Linked DNA regions of Homo sapiens: region 2 is linked to region 1. Evidence: chromatin loops called from intact Hi-C (ENCODE). Cell type or tissue: ascending aorta. All regions are shown on one strand. Each heading gives the region's core, and the rest is flanking DNA. Links, peaks and the distances in the headings are about the cores only.

The links. Peaks named below come from ENCODE experiments on the same cell type or tissue, not always from the same donor. Only the 100,000 strongest peaks of a DNase experiment are listed, where the experiment ranks them.
Region 2: a loop joins it to region 1, with 2.3 times the contacts of the local background. A loop is called at or near these places in 3 of 110 quality-filtered maps.

What each region holds. Positions count from the first base shown.
Region 1 is chr11:103,865,655-103,876,610 of GRCh38, forward strand. The region is part of intron 3 of PDGFDDN (PDGFD downstream neighbor); the gene reads right to left. Among named protein-coding and RNA genes, the nearest start is that of MIR4693, 21 kb to the left of the region's middle. In ascending aorta, for the core only: no CTCF peak of the experiment used is centred there; a DNase peak (open chromatin) is centred at 5,267; H3K27ac peaks cover 1,978 bases.
Region 2 is chr11:103,800,312-103,811,267 of GRCh38, forward strand. No RefSeq gene overlaps it. Among named protein-coding and RNA genes, the nearest start is that of MIR4693, 44 kb to the right of the region's middle. RefSeq lists a silencer at 10,557-10,757. In ascending aorta, for the core only: no CTCF peak of the experiment used is centred there; DNase peaks (open chromatin) are centred at 2,882 and 6,000; H3K27ac peaks cover 2,225 bases.

The DNA of each region.
Region 1 (10,956 bases), core at 1,834-9,833:
ATATGGAAGTATAAAGAGGCACTCCGAAGAGTCCACTGTGTTCCAAACAAAATCTCCTTTGTCCTTGCTGTGCAGCAGTAACTCAATTTCCTCTTGGTATTCTGGATCAGTAACTCCAACAAGTAGAGTAATTTCTTTTTTCCTTGTTTGTTCAAGTGGCATAAGGAGCCCAAAATGGCCGTGTGAAAGTCTCATCTTCCAATTCAGTAGAAATACCATTGTGTCTCCCAGTGGAAATCTTACCTCCTTGGATACAAAGACCTCTAAACTCATAGAGCAAAAATTCTGTGAGTGAGTTATTAAGCAATCATAGTGAGAAGAGGCACCCTTACACCTTGAATCCTGGAGCCATGCATTGTGGCTATGGGGGAAACAGTATCATACACTGGTCTGTGATTTGAAGAACATACTGCATCCTATACACAAAATATTATAATTTTAGGGTGTTGTTTCTCAACCTGTTTAGTAATTGAGTTGTACATAAGCAATTCAACATTTCAGTGAGCCCAGTTGCTTCCAGGTGATGTGATATGTAGGAAAATCAGTTATGCCATAGATGTAAGTCCATTGCTGCACTTACTTTGCTGCGAAATGAGTTCCTTCATCAGACTCAGTGCTACGCAGAATTCCTTGACAGTAGATAAAGCTTTCTCTAAGCCTATGGGTGATGATACTAACAGAAGCATTACGTGTAGAGAAATCAATTACAGACCATATGTAATTTTGTGCCGTTTATGATATAAAAGATCAAATGTAATCAACCTGCCATCAGTTTGCTGGATGGTTACCCTGGGGAATGGTGCCGTATTAGGAGCTCAATTTTGGTCTTTGCTATTGGCAAATTAGTCAGTAGCATTAAGCAGGTTAGTCTTAGTAAGGAGAAATCTATGTTGTTTAGTCCCTCTGGCCTTGCCACTATGGCTATTTTATTGTCCCATTGAACAAGAGCTAGTATGACTAGAAAGAGGTTAATGAATATCATTAGAGCATGCCATTTTATCCACATCATTCTTAAGAGCTTCTACAGTGGATGCCCTTTGTTTGGTTTCACACAAAACACAAATATCTCCTGTCTGTGCCATTATGAGAGGTCCATTGACATAGTTCTTTCCTAGACCTCTTGTCACCAACTTTCCAATCCTGTTTCTTTTTAAATCCCTGACCATCTAGCCAAACTTAGCAACTGCCCAAGAGTTAGTGTGCATTTACAATTTGGCCCGTCTTTCACTCCAAGCATAGCAGGCAACCAAATGTACTACTCAAAGTACTGCCCATTGTGACAAGGAGATTCTCCTTCAGCACCACCCTTCTGAGCCATGCCTAGGTGAGGCTATAGTGATGCAGCTGTCCTCTTTTTGTTAGTACCATCATATCTTACAGACCCATCTGGCTTGACATTCTTCTTCCTCAGTAAATTGGATAATAAAAAATATTTCCAGAGGCCATAGGCATTGATCGAAATACAGAAGGCAATGCAACAAGAGTTGGTGTTAAATTAGTGTGACCAGTTTGCTTACTCTTACTTTTAAGACCTGCCTGAGCTCAGTCTTTTGTACGCCATTTTAGTTTCATGATAGATTGTTGCTGATGACATCTACTCTTATGAATACATATGGCAAACAATACCCAGTTTATAAGGATAAGCTTGGATTCCATGGTCAATTAATATCTCATGTTTAGGCATTCAGTTTCTACCAAGGCCCAACAACAAGTCAGAAGCTGTTTTTGTTTGTTTGTTTGTTTGTTTTTTGAAAGGAGAAAAGTTATTTGAAGGAGAGAGCAGAGATGTGCTCTCAAGTCTTAGAAATATCTGTTGTTTTTCTCCTACTAGAAGCTCCAAACAGCATCCCCATTTGTCACGGTCACTTCAAGTATCATTGGACTTGTTGGATCATAAGGACCAAGTAGTAGCTTGCCTTGTACTGCAGCCTAAACTTGCTTCTCTTGCTATGGTCCCTACTTGAAAGTGGCAACCTTACAGGTGACTCTGAGTATGAGTTGAAGTAGCACACTGAAATGTGGTATAACTTGCCTTCCAAATACCAGAAGGCTTACTAAACAAAGTGCTTCTTTTTCATCGTAGGTGACGTGGAGTGAATCAGCTCTTCTTTCATCTTGGAAGTAATATCTTGACATGCTGCAAACCAATGAACCATCAGAAACTTCACCGAGGTTTCAAACACTTGTATGTTGTGGAGTTTATCTCCTACCCTTTATTTTGCATATGTCATACTAAAGTATCTAGAGTACTTGCTAATCAGATCTAATGAGCATAATGTCATTGATATAGTGGACAAGTATGATATTTTATGGAATAAGATAGCCATGGTCTCTGCAGGCTACAATAACCCTTAGAGAAGAACTGATGGAACCCCGATGCAGGATTGTAAGAGAATACTGATTGTCCTCCCAGGTAAAAGCAAAGGTCATCGAGTGTTCCTTACAAATTGGTTGCATAAAAAAGCATTATTCAGATCAATAGCTGCATACCAAGTGCCAGAATTAATGTTGATTTGTTCTAGAAAAGATAATATATCTAGAATAGCAGCAGCAATTACAGCCACCATCTGATTAAGTTAACAATAGTCTCTGGTCATTCTCCAAGATCGACCTGACTTTATTAGAGGCTTAATTGGTGAGATAAATGGGGATGTGATAGGTATCACCACCTCTGCTATATTTAAATCTTTGATAGTAGCATTAATCTTGGCAATTTTTCTAGGGATGAGATATTGCTTGTAGTTTACTATCTTGATAGTGAAGAAATGTTCCAGGGGCTTTCATTTAGTCCTGACATAATCACCCTCACCCTATGGTCAGAGAGCCAATGTGGGTACAAACTGAGCCAGTTGTGATACTATTTATTATTTGATCACTGTAAGCCCCACTTTGACTATCAGGCCATACTGGCATTTTGGGTCCCCAGGAATTGTCATTAATTCAGATGACTATCCAATAATTTCCCCCAAAGGTTTGAGTATTTCCTTCTCTCCAGCACATTCTCACTCTAATTAGTGGCCACAGGATTCTGTTTACACCCCTTCAATTAAGGGCTGCTGAGTCTGTGAATTGACTAAGGTCTGGAAACTCAGGGAGAGGCCATGACTCTTCAATGTGGGGACTCAAGTTTTTTGCTCTAGATTTAGAGTTTATTTGATCAGTCAAGAAACACTTTAGTAGGCTATGTATCTATTTAATTCCCTGGAAACCATGATCAGTTAACCTACTGACAGATATTCTTGTGTGTCCAAGCATTTTGATTATTGGTACCTCTCTGATATCTATTATGATAAATATTACCACCTTCCCTTTCAGGCTAAGTGCTGCCACTTGGTCTAACACCTTTAGAATTCACTCCTGAGCATGTTCCCTGAGTTTCTTTACATATGCAGTAGCAAAGTCTTGCAATTCTTTTGGTTTGTAAGCTACAATGTCATGAGTTATAGTGTGTCCCGGCCCCTTGGAGCATGGTGAAATTTCACCCTAGTTATGGGTCTAGTGGCGACAAAGTGTGGTTATGGTAAGTCTTGAGAGAAATGAGCATCCATTTTCAAGGCTCTTGCCCCAGGTGAGGTTATCACAGGATTTCCAAGCAAGGTAGGCAACAAAGAGGAACCTAATTCTCTAGATAAGGAAGACTCAAAATCACATGGGAATTCCCAATTTTCAGCTTTCTCTGGATCCAACCAGATGCCGACATTCTAAGTTTAAGGATTTCATCATTTTCTAATCAATGTCTTCAACTTCACATTGGGAAACTTGACAAGACTGTGGATTTAACTTTTGGAATTCAGCAGTCCATGCAACTAAATGGTTGCTTTTTATTTTCAGCAATATTAGCACTGTGGCTACAAGAAAAAGGAAATCCTTTCAAAGCTGTCACGGAAGTTCTCTAGTTCTCAGATAGTCACTTAAGCTAAAAGTTGAAGAATCTGAGCATGTCATTTTCTTTTTTGTAAGTACTCAAGTGCATTTAAAAAATCAATCTCAAATCATAGTCCTTGTAGTCATCATTAGCCATAAAAGTAAAGTGCAGCAACCACTTTGGATCCTATGGTGCTTGTTTCAGTTGGCTCTTCGTCACAGTAAACCACAAGTTACAGCTTGATTAGTTACTATATCACTTTATACCATGGATTCCTAGTATCCTATTCCCCATAGTCAAGGAGCTCAGCCCTGCACTTCAACCCATGTGCATGATCTAAACAATACAAGAAGGCCTACCAAACAAAATGCCTCTTTTTTATGGTAGGTGACATGGAGTGAATCAACTCTTCTTTCATCTTGGAAGTAATATCTTGACAATTTCTGAATCCCATCTTTGTGAAACTAGTTCCACTACCAATTCTTTATCAGTTGACTTTCAGTTAGGAGACAGTAATCATACAGGAAAAGTTTAATATAGAGGATTATTCACTATAACAGAGGAGTAACTATGAGACGCTATAAATACATAAAAAGAACTCTAAAGAATACCCTAGGTCTGAGGGAGAGTACCTGAAGAAGACAAAATTTGGAAGGGAAGCCCCCTCCCTAAGCTGAGATTTAGACCTCTTTTGAGGTACAGTTTCAATTCATTTGTTGGAGAAGATCTCTGAGCCACTCCAGTATAGCAGTCACCCCATGTCTACAGGGCATACTTTCCAAGACACCCAGTGGATACCCGAAACAGAAGGTAGTACCAGACCTGACTGCTGTCAATCCAAACATGTTTCTGTTCATGTTTTCCACTCACAGATTTAATGCCTTTTCCTTGGTAATTTAGTACTTAACATGCACTGTAGCTATAACTTTTGCAGTTTGAGGTGGGATAGCAACTAGCATGAGTTTCTTTTTCCTTCTTCCCAATTTCATGAATAGAAGATTTGTTCTTACCATACATCTTAGCAACCTCAACCTATAATTTTTTCTCATCTCTTATCAAGTTGAGAACTTTCACTTTTTCATACAAAGGAAGCATTTTACTGCTTCTCTTTGGCACATCTGAATTGCTAGTAACACTACTTTTGTACCCTGGGGCCATTGTAACACTACAACCTATAATTTTTTTATTTCTTATCAAGTTGAGAACTTTCACTTTTTCAAAAAAAGGAAGCATTTTACTGCTTCCCTTTGGCATATCTGAATTGCTAGTAACATGACATTTGTGCTCTGGGCCCATCTAAGTAAAATAAGGGTGGCTAGAACACAAGCACTGCAATACTGAGACAGTTGATCTAATAACTGAGATGGCTCCTAAGCAACGAAAGGCGGGTGGCGTGTACAGCGTGGACATGCTGGAAAAAGGAGTGATTCATGTCCCGGGTGGGACAGAGCAGGACAGCACAAGATTTCATCACACTTCTCAGAACAGCATGTGATTTAAAATTTATGAATTATTTCTGGAACTTTCCATTTAATGTTTTCAGAACACAGTTGAGCACTGAATTCCTGGAAAGTGGAAACACAGATGAAGCCAAGGGTGGGGACTACTGTACTAGGCAAGCAGAAGACAGCCTCTGGGGTGGGTCTGGCTAAGGCTGTTGGTGGGGCTGGGCAGACAGGAGTTGAGTGCAAGCTCACTCACGGGCAAGGCAACCTGAGGCCTGGGATGCATGTTGCCTACATTGAAAGGGCCATGGCAAGGGGGTCGACTGGTCAGGGTCAGGGCTGCAAACTGGCCGAAGGACTGAAAGCTCCAAGAAAGTGTATGTGCTAAAGATGCTCTGGAAGTTGGCAGCAGACAGTTCAAGAAAGACAATGTAGGACACACAGGGTGTTGCACTGCTACTGACCTCTACCAGTGGTGAGACCCTCATGCCATTCACAGTTGTAGGAGAGTGAGTCAGATTGGTTGAACTTAAGATTCCTTTTCTTGGTGAGAAGATTACTTGTTCACTCAAAGGCTGCACATAACATGGGATTACTGAGATATCAGGTGCTAATAGGACTGAGGGATTAGATGGTAGACTGTCAAAAATTGACAGAGGTTCCTCAAACAGTTCCTGTTCATGATACCCCTTTTTGGGTGACTGAGAGATAAAGATTCCAGGTCTTGTTCCTTTAAGTTAAGGTATGCTATATGTGTGAAAGATCAGTTGAGTTTAAACAATTTCTAATCCTTCATTCAGCCAATCAATCAGTCATCTATTCACCAAACATGCATCAAATGTACATAAAGTGCAAAATCCCATTCTGGATCAATTAAATGCCCCTGCCACGCATTCATGCCTTCTCCTTTCATCCCTCTCATTCCTGCTCTTAGACTTTTAAGAATTTATATAATGGAGCCCCCAAATCCTCAGTTATTCAATCCCTCATGTATGTCATTAAAGTTTTTTCCACCAACATCTTCCCCTCAGCCTTCCCTCCTGTTTCCCAGCCTTGGTCATTTGAGCATTGGTTTGAGTCTCCATCCCAGGAAGGACAGGGAAGGAAAATGAGGTCAACCTGGACACATCTCATCTCCAAGACTATGTTTAACAGCTCTGGCAGGAGATTTTAACACAGGAAATTGCATAAAATATGTTTCAGGGATTATTTTTGGATTTCAGTGACCCATGTTCTTCCTGGCACTGATCATCAGAGCTAACTGAAAACTAGTGTTGATTAAAAAAAAAAAAAAAAAAAAAAAAGCCTGTGGGTTAAAACGGTAGCCACAAGCACTCCAGAAGGCAGCCACGGTGTGAAGAAGAGTACAAAGTCTTAATTCAACTTCTGGCTTTCCTTCTTAGTAACTGCGTGAGCTGTTTTATTGCTTTTTGAAACACAGAAACATGCAATGTGCACATACAAATATTCACGTGCATGTACACACGAATACTTTGTAGGTACAAAAGCCATAGAGGGTAGCAGCTAAGGCTGTGGGCTCTGGATGCAGATGGAGCTGGTGTTAAAATCTCGCCCTATCATTTTACTAGTTGTATAACTTTCAGCCACTTACCTTCTTTTAGCATTAATTTCTGCAGGTGCAAAATGGGACTAATTATAGTACTTATTTCATGAGGTTGTTGCAATAATTAAAAGAAATAATGCATGTAAGACTGTTAGTAAATGTTTGGCATGTAAAGAGCACCTAATAATAAGCAGTGGCTACTATTATATACACACACATATACATTATACATACATGCATAAGGCCATTTCAGTCAATGATAAACTGCATATACAATGATGATTCCGTATAATTATAATAGACCTGAAAAATTCCTATAGCCTAGTGACTACATAATATCCATCATAATGCTATTGCACAATGCATCACTCATGTGTTTGTGGTGATGTTGGTGTAAACAAACCTACTGCGCTGCCAGTCACATAAAAGTATAGGCTGGGCATGGTGGTGTAATCTTAGCACTTTGGGAGGTGGAATCAGGAGGATCACATGAGTCAGGAGTTTGACACCAGCTTGGTCAACATACCGAGACTCTATCTCTATCCCCCACAAAAAGAAAAAAGAAAATATAGCACATACAATTATGTACAGTACATGTACTTGATAATGATAATATATGACTATATTACTGGTTTATGTATTTACTATCTTATGCTTTTTCTTGCCGTTTTAGAGTGTGTTCCTTCCATTTATTAAAAACAAAGTTAACTGTAAAGCAGTCTTAGCCATGTCTTTCAAAAGATATTACAGAAGAAAGTATTCTAGTCACAGGAGATGACAGCTCCATGCATGTTACTGCCCCCTGAAGACCTTCCAGTGTGACAAAATGTGGAGATGGAAAATAGTGATATTGATGATCCTGACCCTGTGTATGCCTAGGCTCATGTGTGTGTTTGTATCTTAGTTTACAACAAAAAAATTTAAAAAAGAAAAAGAAAAAAAAACATAAAAGCTTATATAATAAGGATATAGAGAAAGAAAATATTTTGTACAGCTGTAAAATGTATTTGTGTTTAAAGCTATTATTACAAAAGAGTAAAAAAATTATAAAATTAAAAACTTGAAACAGTAAAATGTTACAGTAAGCTAAGGTTAATTTATTATTAAAGAAAGACATTTTTAATAAATTTAATGCCATGTAAGCATATAGCATTTATATGCACATAACTTATTCAATTTCTTTATTTAATTGCATATAATTCTCAAAAGACATTTCCCCCTATGGGACATGAGCTCTAAACAGAAAAAGTCTGCCACTCTAACTTCTAAAATATTGTTTGACTAAGTTATTTTCTAAATTTCTAAAAGAAAAAATCAGAAAATTCACATCAATGCTAGTACCCTCAGCAATACAGAAACAAAGCTAGTGTTTTTTTTTTTTTTTCCCTCGAAAGAAGCTCTCATTTTTCTAATGTTTTCCCTTAGGTACTATGTGCACTACAACTATGGACAGAGTGACTACTGGCAGAAATGAACCCATGTGAGAATTCTGGGATCGAAGAGAACAAGGAGCTAAAGGAAGTCAGTTGGATGATGTAGGAGGGAGGCTCCTGTTTTTCTGACATCACTGCCAGATGAAGCACCAAATAATTAGAAAGCTTTCACTCCATTTGCCTTGGATAGATTTAAAGGCTAGGCACAGTCATTTGTGTTAGTTAAAATCTCTGAAACCTTAAAAATAAATAAATAAATAAATAAAATCAAGTCTGTGGTAGTATACAGCAATGTCCTCGGCCTTCACATTCCCTCACCAGTCACTCACTCACTCACCTAGAGCAACTTCTAGTCCTGACAGCACTGTACATGCCCTGTATAGGTATACCATTTTTATCATTTATACTATATTTTTATTGTATCTTTTAAGTGTTTAGGTTTACAAATACTACTGTGCTACAATTGCCTACAGGATTCAGTACAGTAGCAATCTGCACAGGTTTGTAGCCTAGGAGCCATAGGCTATGCCATATAGCCCAGACGTGCCATAGGCAATATCCTCCAGGCTCTGTAAGTGCATGCTATGATGTTTGCACCACAACAAAATCACCTAACTATGCATTTATCAGAAGGTACTCCTGTCACTAAGCAAAGCATGACTATACCTATAACCTTGAATTACTAGCTGTGTGACCTTTATATACCCCTTAACCTCTCTGAGCTGCCTTTGCAATTTGACATCAATAACCAACTCCAGGTTTGCTGTCAGGATTAAAGAAGAAGAGTAGCTAACATTTACTGAGCTCTTACTACTGTATATAAAAGGTCCTCATACAATATACAGTACTATCAGGTATAAGATATTATTGTGCACAGCAGCTGGTTAAAGGATTCTCAACAGAAGAATGAAATTCACATTCACTTCACAATCACCCTCTGATTAAAATGCCACTTGGGAAGTACAGACCTTTCATTCTGAAATGATCCACATTCCAAACAAAAGGTTAAATAGAAAGTTACCACTTTGACTTCGCAATCAAAGGTAAGTTCAATCTGTCAGCCTGTATTTATGAGGCAGAGAGGGAGCAATGACAATACTCTGAAATGAAGTTCACCTTGTTCAAGAGATGCTTTTCTGTGGAACACTGAAAACCAATACTCTGAAGCCTCTGGCACAGTTGAACTCTCCTTCCAGGTGAAAGAGAGGGCACAGAACCAGTAGGATATATATGTACACACACACACACACACACACACACAGAGAGAGAGAGAGAGAGAGAGAGAGAGAAAGAGGGATTTTAAGGAATCAGCCCCTGGTTTTGGGGCTAGTAAATCTGAAACTTGTAGGGCGGACTAGCAGACTGGTAACTCAGGCAGGATTTCTATGCTGCAGTCTTGAGGCAGAATACCTTCTTTTTCAGGAAACCTCAGTCTTTGCTTCTCCCCACCCCCCCTGCTGAGACGGAGGTTCGCTCTTGTTGCCCAGGCTGGAATGAAATGGCACGATCTCGGCTCACTGCAACCTCCGCCCCTGGGGTTCAAGTGGTTCTCCTGCCTCAGCCTCCCGAGTAGCTGGGATTACAGACATGCATCACCATGCCTGGCTAATTTTGCATTTTTAGTAGAGACGGGGTTTCTCCATGTTGGTCAGGCTGGTCTGGAACTCCCGACCTCAGGTGATCCGCCCGCCTTGGCCTCCCCAGTCTTTGCTCTTAAGGCCTTCAACTGATTGTAGGAGGACCGCTCACACTAAGGAGAGTAATCTGCTTTACTTAAATATTGTAAATGTTAATTACATTCACAAATACCTTCACAGCAACATCTAGACTAGTATTTGACCAAACACCTAGGTACCTTAGCCTCACCAAGTTGACATATAAAGTTAATCATAACAATGAGGGAAAATAATGACTAATTTTGCTTGGGTGGTTAAGAAAACCCATAGAGAGGCAATATATGAGTTTTAGTCTTTAAGAAGTAGGAGGAAGTGGGGCAAGGCTTTTCTCTAAGGAAACAAAATATGCACAAAAACTTCTGTCAGAAGCAGCCACCAACCCACCAAGGCCTGACCAAGAGCGTGTGCTCCAGGAAGAGGCACTTTCTCAGTGCAGCTGAGCAGAGCAGCCCACAGGCCTGGGGAAAAGGAGGCCCGAAAGGCTGCCTGGCACACCTGTTTATGAGCTACCTAGAAGGCTGTTTTCACCAGTTAGAATTTGTTTTACAGACAACTGAAACCCATTTAAAGTATTTAAGCATTAAAATGACATGGTGGAAAAACTAAGTTCTAAAATAATGGTTCTCAAACTTGAGAACACACAAGAATAGTTTATGAAAATGCCAATTCTCAGGATGTTCACCTAAATTTTACTATTCTACAGGGCCCATTGAGGTCCATTGAACAGATTTTTTTACCAGCACCTAATGAGTCTTATGCAGATGTTTTGGAGACCATACTTTGAGAAGCAGTGTTCTAGAAAGGTAACTCTGGCAGCAGAGCATGAAATGAATGAAGGAAAGTAAGAAGGCAGGCTGGGCTCACCATCAATTGGCTTTGTCCATGGGCAGAACTTTTGCTCATATACCACGGTCGGTCATGTGGGGTGCAAGTGAGTGGCAGTATTCTCTAGAGACAGAAGGCATCATAGGCT
Region 2 (10,956 bases), core at 1,028-9,027, 66 kb before region 1:
TGAGAATTGTACCCCCTACATCACAACTGGGAGTGCTAGACTTGGCATCTAGGTCTGGACACTTCTGAGTTTATCCTGTTAAGCAGCCACCTGGATTTAAGCCACCCCATTCTTCAGGAGCGAACAGACCCAGAGAGCTGACCAGGACTTCACAATCGATGGCTCTGTAGGATATTTGTCAAGTTGATTCTACCAAGGAAGTTCTCTATTTCCTGTGGTCCTGGTGAGATTTTTATCCTCCCCTAGGTGCTGGGCTTTTGTTCCAGGACATCTCAGCCTTGAGCTTTGTTTGCTTGTTTACTTCCTCTCCTGCATCCTTGTTGAGGTTCCCAGCCACATTTTTCCCCTCTGCTTATTTATTCCAGAGCAACTGCCTGTGTCATTTCCTTTATCTCTGGCATGTCCCTTGGTTAGTGCTGGTGTTTCTTTTCTTTTCTTTTTTTCCCCATTGCCCAGGGCACTGTGAACAGTTGGCTGTGGTGTAGGATTTACAGACCTGTGCTATGAGATGTACAGACCTGTGCTCTGTACAGACCCAGGAAACGTTGGAGTACAGTGGGCTGACAACAGGGGGGCGCCAGCTGGGGAAGGCAACAGGCCTTAGTTCTTGAACAAAAATAGGCCAGAGATTCTGCTACAACTGGCCAAGATTCCGCCCATCTCAATGAAAGGAAACAGACATTCCCACATGCCCACGAGCTTTGAATGTGTATTTGGCTCCCTCAATAACTCCAGTGCACATTCCCACCCGGTCACTTTTCGCCCACGTTGTTATTGCTGCTGCTGGTTTTTTTTTTTCTTTTTAATAAAGGTCACATTTTATTAGAGATAAGAATAACTTAACAATGAAACTCTTGGTTCATCTGTTCTTCCAGTGCTTTTGTGTTCAGCTTAACATCTTCTAAACAGACATTTAAAAATGATTATTTTCTTCTAGTAAAAATTATAACATGTTCATTTTAGAAATTTTGAAAAAAAGCCATAGAAAAGTATAATAAAAATTCTAATTCCACCATCAAACATAATAACCACCATTTGTATTTATATTTACATATGTCCAGTATTTTTTTAAAAGCACAGGCACATATAGTTGTAAAAAATGGAAGGAATAGTGTTCACCTCATTTTGTTTCAGTAGTTTACTTGTTTTAGCAGCTTAGAATTTAGGTATTTATACAAAAAAATTTTCTAGATATTCATTTTTACATAGTTGAAAGAAAATATATTTTTAATTGAAGAATAATTTTCAGACCATACAATGTACCCACTTTAAGTTTTCAAATTATATGCCCATGTAACCACCATCAGGACCAAAATAAAAAGCATTCCCATCACTTCGAAAAGTTGCCTTGTGTCCAGTTCTAATGTCTACTTTGTTTCAGGCAACCACTGTTCTTTTTTCCACTATAGATTGGATTTGTCATTTTTAGAGTTTTACATAAGTGGAGTCACACCATGTATACTCTTTTGTGTCTAGCATCTTTCATTCAGCATAAATTTTCACACACTTATAACCATATACAACCACACTTGCATATATTTTTTAATTTGCTTTTATTTTACAAATATATTATGAACATTTTCCATATCATTAATTAGTCTCTTAAAATTAAATTTTCATTGACTAATTGTAACTTGTTTTAGGGATATACCACAATTTATCTCATAAATAAGATCTTATTGTTAATTGTTGGTGTTGTCTCAATGGTTTGCTTTCATAATCAAGAATAATTATTCTGGACTACACATGTTTGTGTGCATTACCTAATTTCTTTGGGATAAATTTCTATTTAAAAAAAGTTAAAAGTCTCACAAATTTTAATATGTACTGTGCCTATTTAATCTTCCACAAACATTATATACAAATTTATGAGGAACAATAGCATTTCAAAGGTGAAAGGGAACCTGGAGAAAAATATGGTTCAGTGGTCCTTAACCAGTGGGGTGGACATGCCTATGGAGCTCTTTTGAAATTCACCTGCAGTTATTCTAACTTGGTATTTATGAAGCTCAAGTAGCTGCTCTTTTTGTTTTTAGTTCTGCAGATGATTCTGTTGCACACTACACTGTAAGAATCACCTCAGTTTCACAGATGAAGAAGCTGAGCCACGAAAGGCTAATTAACACCTCCTGATTCCTTATACTCTTGTCACTTTGCCAGGGAGAGCCTTTGTCTACATTGATTACCCATCATCTGGAAAATGACAATAATGACCACCACCACTCCCCTCAGAAATCACAACTAACCATCTAGGTCCTCCGTTGGTGGACCTGTAAGCTAGAACAGCACTTTAAGTGATGGAGTTAGGACCACTTCAGAAAAGTCTTCATGTGAAAGGGACCCCAGACAATTGAAGAGAGGCCTAATTCAGAAATCTACTTAGAAGGTCCTCCCAAAAACTGAAGCAGACCTTTGTTGTTGTTGTTTAACCAGGCCAGATCTTAGGGGTAAACAATAGATTTACAGTGACAATAAACAGACATGCAAACACACACACACACACACACACACACACACACACACACACACAGAAGTTCCTTGACTTTGTCCCCACTCACTCTATAGCCACTCCAGCCTATTCTCAACCCCCAACTCTATCTCTTCAAATTCCTCTCAGAGGAGACTGAGAAGGAAAGAACTGTTTCTCCTGAGTGAAGGAGGGCATCCTTTACCTACCCTATTGGGTCTGTTGTTTCTTTTTCTCTTCTGTGGTCCACCTCCCAGAAGTGATGCTGGCTGTTTCTGCCATCTCCCACCATGGCTGTGGAGAAGCTACTGAAGGAAAATATCTTCTACAGCTTCTTCTCCTTCCAGACCCAGACTGCCACAGCTTGCAGTTCAGTCTATTACATTCATTTCTTAACTTCTCCAGGTTCCCACGGTCACCCTGGGGTGGGGCAAATGCTTTCATATGATTACCATTACAGGGGCTGCAAAGCAATGCTCCATTGAGCTGTCAATGTCTGACGGAAGCTTTAGTGAGTCAATTCTTCAAGATTTTTTCCACTCTTGATTGCAGTCCCTAATCTTGTGACTCAGACGTGAGTCCAGAGAGACATCTTGTTAATCTGTATTCTTTTCCTTTAGGATAAGTTCTTTCTCAGGAGTGTTGATGTAGATAATTCCCCATGGAAACAGACAGTTGGTCCACCCTTCTCAAGAGTTCCCAGGTATGCCTACCTCCTGGAGAGAACCCAGTGTGACTATCCAGATAGGATTCCTATTTAAGCCTACCTGGGCATCCTAAATATATTATTCAGAACACCATTAATTCCCCAAATCACGGTGTTTCACAGGGCAAGGAATCAAGATTCAGATGCAAATTATTACAAAGCCAAAGAAAAATAACTCTGGTGAGGGCCTTTAAGCTTTAGCAAATAAGAATTTATAGAAAGAAAAGTTCAAGTCAAATCATACAGGGCTCCTAAAGCACTTTTTAACACCTATAATGCAGTAATTTTTTTCACACACAAATCCCCAGAAGTTAGTTTAAAAGGAAATATCTTTATAAATTATGAAAGTAGGTTTGGGGGAGGCAACTTTCCCAACTCACAAATTCTTGTGCGCAAAAATGTTGCTCTCTCTGTTTTTCTAAAATTGGACTTAATTTCTACCTTGAATTCTATTTCTGCAGACTTCTCTAGGGTGATACACTACTCAGTGTTTTCTCAGTCATTTAAAATTTAAACTCAGCCAGATTAAATAACTCCTCCCTATCCCAGCAGCAGACTCAAACTAAAACATTATAGCATTGGTAGGAAGAGGAAGTAACCAGCTTCTGTAATATTTTATTCCAAATCCTTATAACTCCCACTTAGATCAAAGCTTTTGAACTTACAATTAAGAATATACAGTTTTGGAGTTTGGAGTATCCTCGCCACTCCACCATGGGACAAAGTCATCCTTATGTCTCTTAGCTAAGTGCAGAGACTGTTGTAGGATTAAAGCAAACAGAGGATACATTTCATGTTTTTTGTGGTATTTCTGTCACGTATCACCCCACTAGATAGGCCAGATCAAGGCCATATGAAGGCAAAATGAGGAAGAGTAAGCAAGGCTATAAGCATTGGCCATGGCCTTTCCTGTAGCCACTCGTCCTGTGACCCCTTGGGGAAAAGATTGAGGTTTCTGCTGGCTCTCCCAGAGGTTCATATGGGTGGGAGACTCTGTGTTCTGCTGTCACTGGCTTCTTTCAGGAGCGGAGGCCTGCTTTGTCTAGTACACTTTCTCCCCACTACACTTTCTCCTCCACAACTACACTACACTTTCTCCTCCACAACTCTCCCTGCTTCTCTCATTGGCCACATCATGTTCCCTCATTATCTCTAACCTCAGTCCAACTCTTTGCTTCCCCTCCTTCTGCAACAAGATTCCCATATATCCAATTCTGTATTTTCTAAATGTTATTATTATTTAATAGGTTTTAATTCTATAACCCTCCTTCTGTCTGACTTTTGAGTATATTTCCATGTTTCCCACATTATTTCTTCCGTGTGTGGTCTCTCTGAGAAAGAATGATATTGGGATGCATCCTGCAGTTGGCAGTCGATATATCTCTCTCTTCCATTAGATGATGAGTTCCTTAAAGGTAGGGACCATATATGACTCATCTCAGCACTCTCTACAGAGCTGAACACATAGTAGGTGTTCAATACACGTTTAGTGAATACTTAATGAATGCATCCTGTCTGCTAATAAAGAACTCCAAACATCCTCTGAAAACAATCACCTGGGCCGGGCACGGTGGCTCAGGCTCATGCCTCTAATCTCAGCACTTTGGGAGGCCGAGGCGGGAAGATCACGAGGTCAGGAATTTGAAATCAGCCTGGCCAATATGGTGAAACCCCGTCTCTAGTAAAAATACAAAAATTAGCCAGGCGTGGTGGCACATGCCTGTAATCCCAGCTACTTGGGAGGGTGGGGCAAGAGAATTGCTTGAACCTGGGAGGCAGAGGTTGCAGTGAGCCGAGATCGCGCCACTGCACTCCAGCCTGGGTGACAGAGCAAGACTCCGTCTCAGAAACAACAACAACAACAACAACAAAAACCCAGTCATCTGCTTGTAGTGCATATACTCAAGGTGAAAACCACAGGCAATTTGCAGTCATCTAAATAATTTATCATTAATTCCTGATTTGCTAGTACAAGAATATATTGTTTATTTTTTTTTCCTAAGCAATGATTTAAAGCCTGTAGATCAAGAGACTTTGGAGTCCTACACTAACAGTCAGCTTCCTTGCTCGAGTGTGTGAAAGGCTACTGATTTCCTAATATCACAACAGAGCCTCAACAATAATACTGTTTCCTAAGAGCCTCAACAACAATACTATTTCCTAAGCTACACTCCAGTTTTTTCCCTCTATTTTCTGGGATTGAACTACATAACAGGTATTATGAATTAAATTCACTGCTTGCTGTGCACCTATTACCATATACACAGAAGTCAAAATACAGAAAATAGTAGCATATGACAGTCTCTCAGTCCTTTACCCAATGTTTACAATGTGATTTGATTGAAAGAATTCTAAGCACTTTGTGGGTTTATAGATCCCTTTAAAATTCTTTGAGTTATGCATTAACCTTGACTTAAAGCTGAATACACTAACATTTGTTTTCTGAGCAATTTATCCAGTGTTGGATATGGTAGGTAGCACAGAAAGAAACAGTATCTAAATTCTTTTATTTGCAACCTATAACATTCTGTTTGTCTGATTATGTTGTGTTTTGAAAGGCACTTGTACTGATAAAGCTTGTAGTAGTACTTACCAAAATGAATTAAAAATAGGCTTAAGCCAAAGTTCCAAATACAGTTTATTTTAGAAGACAGAAGGACAACTAGACTCTCACCATCTCCAAAATTATAAAAAAAAACTATGAGTTATTGCAAATACTTAGAAGTCATGTTTTTCACTGTGTTTTGCTTTTCACATTTTAATATTCACTGAAACACTACTAGTTCACTTATTCTTACTCCTTGAAATAACAAAGAGCTGTGACTCAGTGCCAAACCGAAACTAACGTCAACATTAACTGATGCAGTCTTGTTAAGTAAGCTTAGCAAAATATCTGTATTCCAAATGTTAATAAATACCAACTGGCCTTTACTAGGGTAAAGTTAGAGATAATAATGTTACATATTAATGACTTTCTTCCACTAATGAATAGAAGCTATTCTCACTAACTAAATAGCATCACTTGGAACTGGAATTTTAGTTGAATGTTTAATAATTTTGAGATTAAGTCAAGAAAACGAACAGAAACAATTGATATTTGTGGGGCCATTGATAATTCTGAAGTTTTCCCAATAGTCAGCCCTCAAAAATGCAGTCTCATAATTCACAATATCTGACTTGACTGTCAGGACTTGTCTAATTTGGCCATGCCAGCTGGCAAGGATATTAGCCTCTTCTCCCGGAACATCACAAGCCACTTGGATGTAGTAGAATTCAGTGGTTTGAAGCCCCGGCTTTAATTCTAGCTCATCATTTTATTATCTATGTGGTCCTCAGCAAGTTGCTTAATTTCTCTGAGCATCATTTTTCTAACTTGTAAAATGGGGTTCAGAATATTTGTCCTTATATAAGAATTAATATAAATGAAGTGCTTAGTGTGGAAATAATTACTGCTCAATAAATAATATCTAGTAAGCAGATTTTTATTGAGGATAAATACTCAGGATGTGATTCTCATTCTGTATTATTTAGAGTCAAATGTGACAATGTTTGGTGTCAGCATGAAAAACCAAGAGTAATGTAAATATTCGGTGAATGATTTGACAATAGTCATGGTTGAGAAGACAAGATTAGTAGCAGAAGAGGGACAACAGACGTGGAAAGCTATAAAGAAAAAGTGTTTTTTTTTATATCTAAGAAGATTTTAATCTAGAAATCTTTATGAGGGGACAATCTTATTGTGCCAGAAGAACAAGTATTTATTGGGAATGTTTATATGCAAACCCAGATGCCATAAGAGACATAGTGAAATTTATTCAGTAAGTATTTATTGTGTGTCTACTATGTCTGGGACTGTTCTACATACTGAAGTAGGAGCAGTGAATAACCAAGTCAAATTCTCAGCCCCTGTGGAGTTTACATTCTGGTGTAGGAAATACAAAGATAGTATTCCTTTTTTCAAGGCATTTACTATTTCTGTAAGGAGACATGAGCCTTTGCATTAAAAGAGTATAAAATAACAATAATAACAATAATTGCAACAAATGACACGAAAATATCCCTAGGAGACTGAGTGGAGTAGTGGAAGGAATTCAGGTTTCAGCAACCAAGAAATCTGAGCTCTAATCTAAGTCCTGACGGCGCCTTTGGACCTTGGGACAGTATAGCATTTTATTCAAGTACCATACTCTCTTCTGTAAAATGAGCACAATAATAGTTACTTTATAAAGCTGTTCTAATGACTAAATGTGATTACATGTGTAAATCCCTTTATAGAGTAGCACAGATACATGAATATCCTTACTGAGAAGGACAGTTGATTGATGCCTCAAAAGACGGCAGGATTTGGCTAGACAGAGAAGAGAAAGAGCATTCTAGGCCAAGAAAAGAGCTTGATGAAGGACACAAATTTGGAGTTGCATACAGAGTATTTGGAAGAAAGTGAGTGGGATAATTTGGCTACAGTAGAGAGTTCACATAGATAAGTAGGTAGAGAAACAACTCAAATAATAGGTGGTTCTTAGATGACTCACAAAGGAATTTCTGAGAGTTAGAATAGCTCTCATGCATATGTAGACACTGAAACACAGTGTAATTAAGTGAATTACCCAAGGTTATATCATTAACAGTGAAAGTAGAATCCCAATATCCATCTGGCTCTTTGTCTCCTTGATGGCCTGGCCAGTGGTTAAGACCATGTATTATCAATCTCCTTGTCAATTCATATTTGAACACTCATAGTCTGTTAGGCAGTTTTTATAATATACAGCAAATATTCTAACCAGCCCTCTAGTTTAAGTATTGCATTTATGGCAAGAAAAAGCAATTCTGAAACAACCAAGGGGAATGAAAAACAAGCGGCTATTTCTCAAAAATGAGATGGTGCTTTGCAAAAATGAACTAACTTTATGATGCCATCTGGAAAATGCTTTTGTATTCCCGATACAGTGCACTGAGCATAACTTAAAGTTGACTAACTAGCTCTGAAATGCTCTCTTCTGTTTCCTCACATATGGATGTAGCCTACAGGAATAAGCGTTATTAGTCCTTGGACAGGACATCTGGTGTGACTTCTCAGCAATAAGGTGTACAATTCTTGGGTGAATTTCAACAGAGCACATCAGCCTAACTTTGGAAACTTTTCAGGGTTGAGCCAGTCCATGGTGATTGACCTTTTTCAGAAAGAAACTAGGCTTCCAAACCAAACTCTAATCATGGAGATTCTGTCTTCCTTCTATCCCTCCTTTCCTCCTTCTCTTCCTTCCTTCTAACATTTAAAGTCTTAATTCTGACATTACACACAGTGTAATGCACAGTGGTATACTTAGACAGAATTAAGACTTTCAAATGAAATTGAACCCTAAGATGTTATATCATAGTCAGACCTCTTGGCGCTTAGGGTGGCAGATGTTCCTCACAGTTTCTTCCAAAGTAGCAACAGTCTTTTTGCATAATTTATTGTAATTGGATATTGGAATTATGAACAGAGAAATTCTTCTCTTCTTTAAAAATTAGTAATAGAACCTAATTGTAACACCAGTAGCTTTAGAATCTCTTAAAGGAAAAAACCTTCATTAATTTGCTAAGAGATTAAGCTGAAGCTAACTTTGCTTTATAAAAAAGTTGCCAATAAAATAGCCTAATACTTGCATAGAGGAACATTTAATTTACTGAAAAGAACAAATTGCCTTCAAACAATTTAAAACACCAATTAATGGATAAACAACCAATATGTTAAATACAAATCATTCTTCTCTATTTATTGAAGTAGCTTCCCAACTCCTTTGCTTGACAACACTTAATTAGCCTAACTTGAGTTGCTTTATTTAATTGAAATTAATAGAACTAGGTTTCCTTTAAAAATATTACTTTGTTAAGACTGATTCCCTCATTTAGTCTAAATAGTGATTATTAATAAAATCTGCTTTTAAAAATATTTTTGACATTTACAATAATAATCAACATGTTATATATTTACATGAGGACTGATTATTTGGTTGTTAGTTATGTGGACATTTTTGCCTCAGTTTAACTCTGACTACCCTTTTAGGGGGTGGAAAAGTTTCCTTAGCCACTCTACAGACAAGACAGAAAGTAAATCTAGGGACTTTGGCTAACAGTCAGTATCTCTTATAAAAATATTTCCTTGGAGAGAATGAAGGTTGAAATGCATATCTGAAATGATATATTGGTTTTCTATGCTGTGATACTATGGCCGGCAAAAATGATGGCTTGGTCATAAGTCAATTTATTCTTATTGTAAAGGGTCTAAATACAGGGAAAGTAGAAATACTACATCCTTTGGGATCAAACAAAGTTGTTTCAACCCTAGCTCTACCATGCGCTATACCTGAAAATAAACTTCTCCAAGCCCCATCTGAGTATAAGATTCAGATAATAATAGCTATTTAGCAACTGCTAGATCACATTTATTGGTGTGCTCACTACGTGCCAGAGACTGTTCTGGGGACTTTATGTATGTTAGTTCATTTAATCCAACCCTCAAGCTTATGAGGTAGATATTTATAACCCCATTTTATAGATGAGGAAACTGAGTCACAGGGAGGTTAATGAACGTGCTCACAGTCATACACTAGCAAGTGGGGATGCTTGGGTTCTAGCAGAGACAGCCCAATGCCAGACTTCACTTTCTAAAGAGTTCTGGAATTTGAAGTGAAGATTAAAGTGGTTAACCTGTATAGAAGGCTGGCGTATGACCTCACACAGGGTAAAGTCTTATTAAGTGGATTTCTCTTAAAATTTCTGGCTACTTCTCAGCCTCCTTTCTGGCTCCTTTTCCTATTCTAGGCTTGAAGATATTGGACTTCTTCAGGGAGTCTCTCCTGGCGCCTTCCCGTCTCTATCCACACTCTCCTCTGTGACCTCCTCCACTACCAAGCCTGTAAATACCATTGCTATGCTGATGGCTCCCAGTTCTCCATCTCCAACCCTAGCGCTTCAGATTCATACTCTCTATAGCTTACCTGTCATTTACATTATATCTAACAGGCAACTCAAACTTTCACAGCCCTGAACATCATGTTCAACTTTTCTCCTTCAAATCTGCTTTTCCCTTCAGTCTTCCTCATACTCAGAATATGGCACCACCATCAGCTCTTTTGCTCATATCAAATCGAAGACTCATTCTCCCACATCAAATTCTTCTGCACGTCCTGCAGATTCTACCTCTACTTTTCTCCATTTGCACTTACATAGCCCACTCCAAACCACGACTCCTCTTGTTTAACTACTCTGAGAGCCTCCTAACAAGTCTCCCAGCTGCCTCTCTGGCCTTCCACATAAATCCACTATCTGCCCAGAAGCACTGTGTTCATTTTTCAAATATAACTCAGATCAGGTTACTCCTCTCCTTAAAACCCACAGATATTCTCCCACTGTATTTAAATTAAACTCAAACTACTTATTATGGTTCACAAAGCCACGTAAGATCTGGCTTCGCCAACGTTGCTAGCTTCATTCCAATCAATTCTTTTCTGCCCATTATCTCCAGCCACACTGAGCATCTGCCTGGGTCTCAGATATTCAGGCTTATTTCTGGTTTTGGGCCTTTGCCCAGCTTTTCCCCCTTCTGGAAACATGTTCTGTCTGATCATACAGTGGTTGGCTCTTTTATCTCTGTTTCCAATTCAAATGTCACCTCCACAGAGGCTTCCCAATGGCCCAATTTAAACTAGTTCTATCATTTCACTCCTTTAAATTCTCTACACCGAGCTGTTTATAACCTGATACTGGTTTTTATTGTCTGCCCGCTATTTCTGACAGC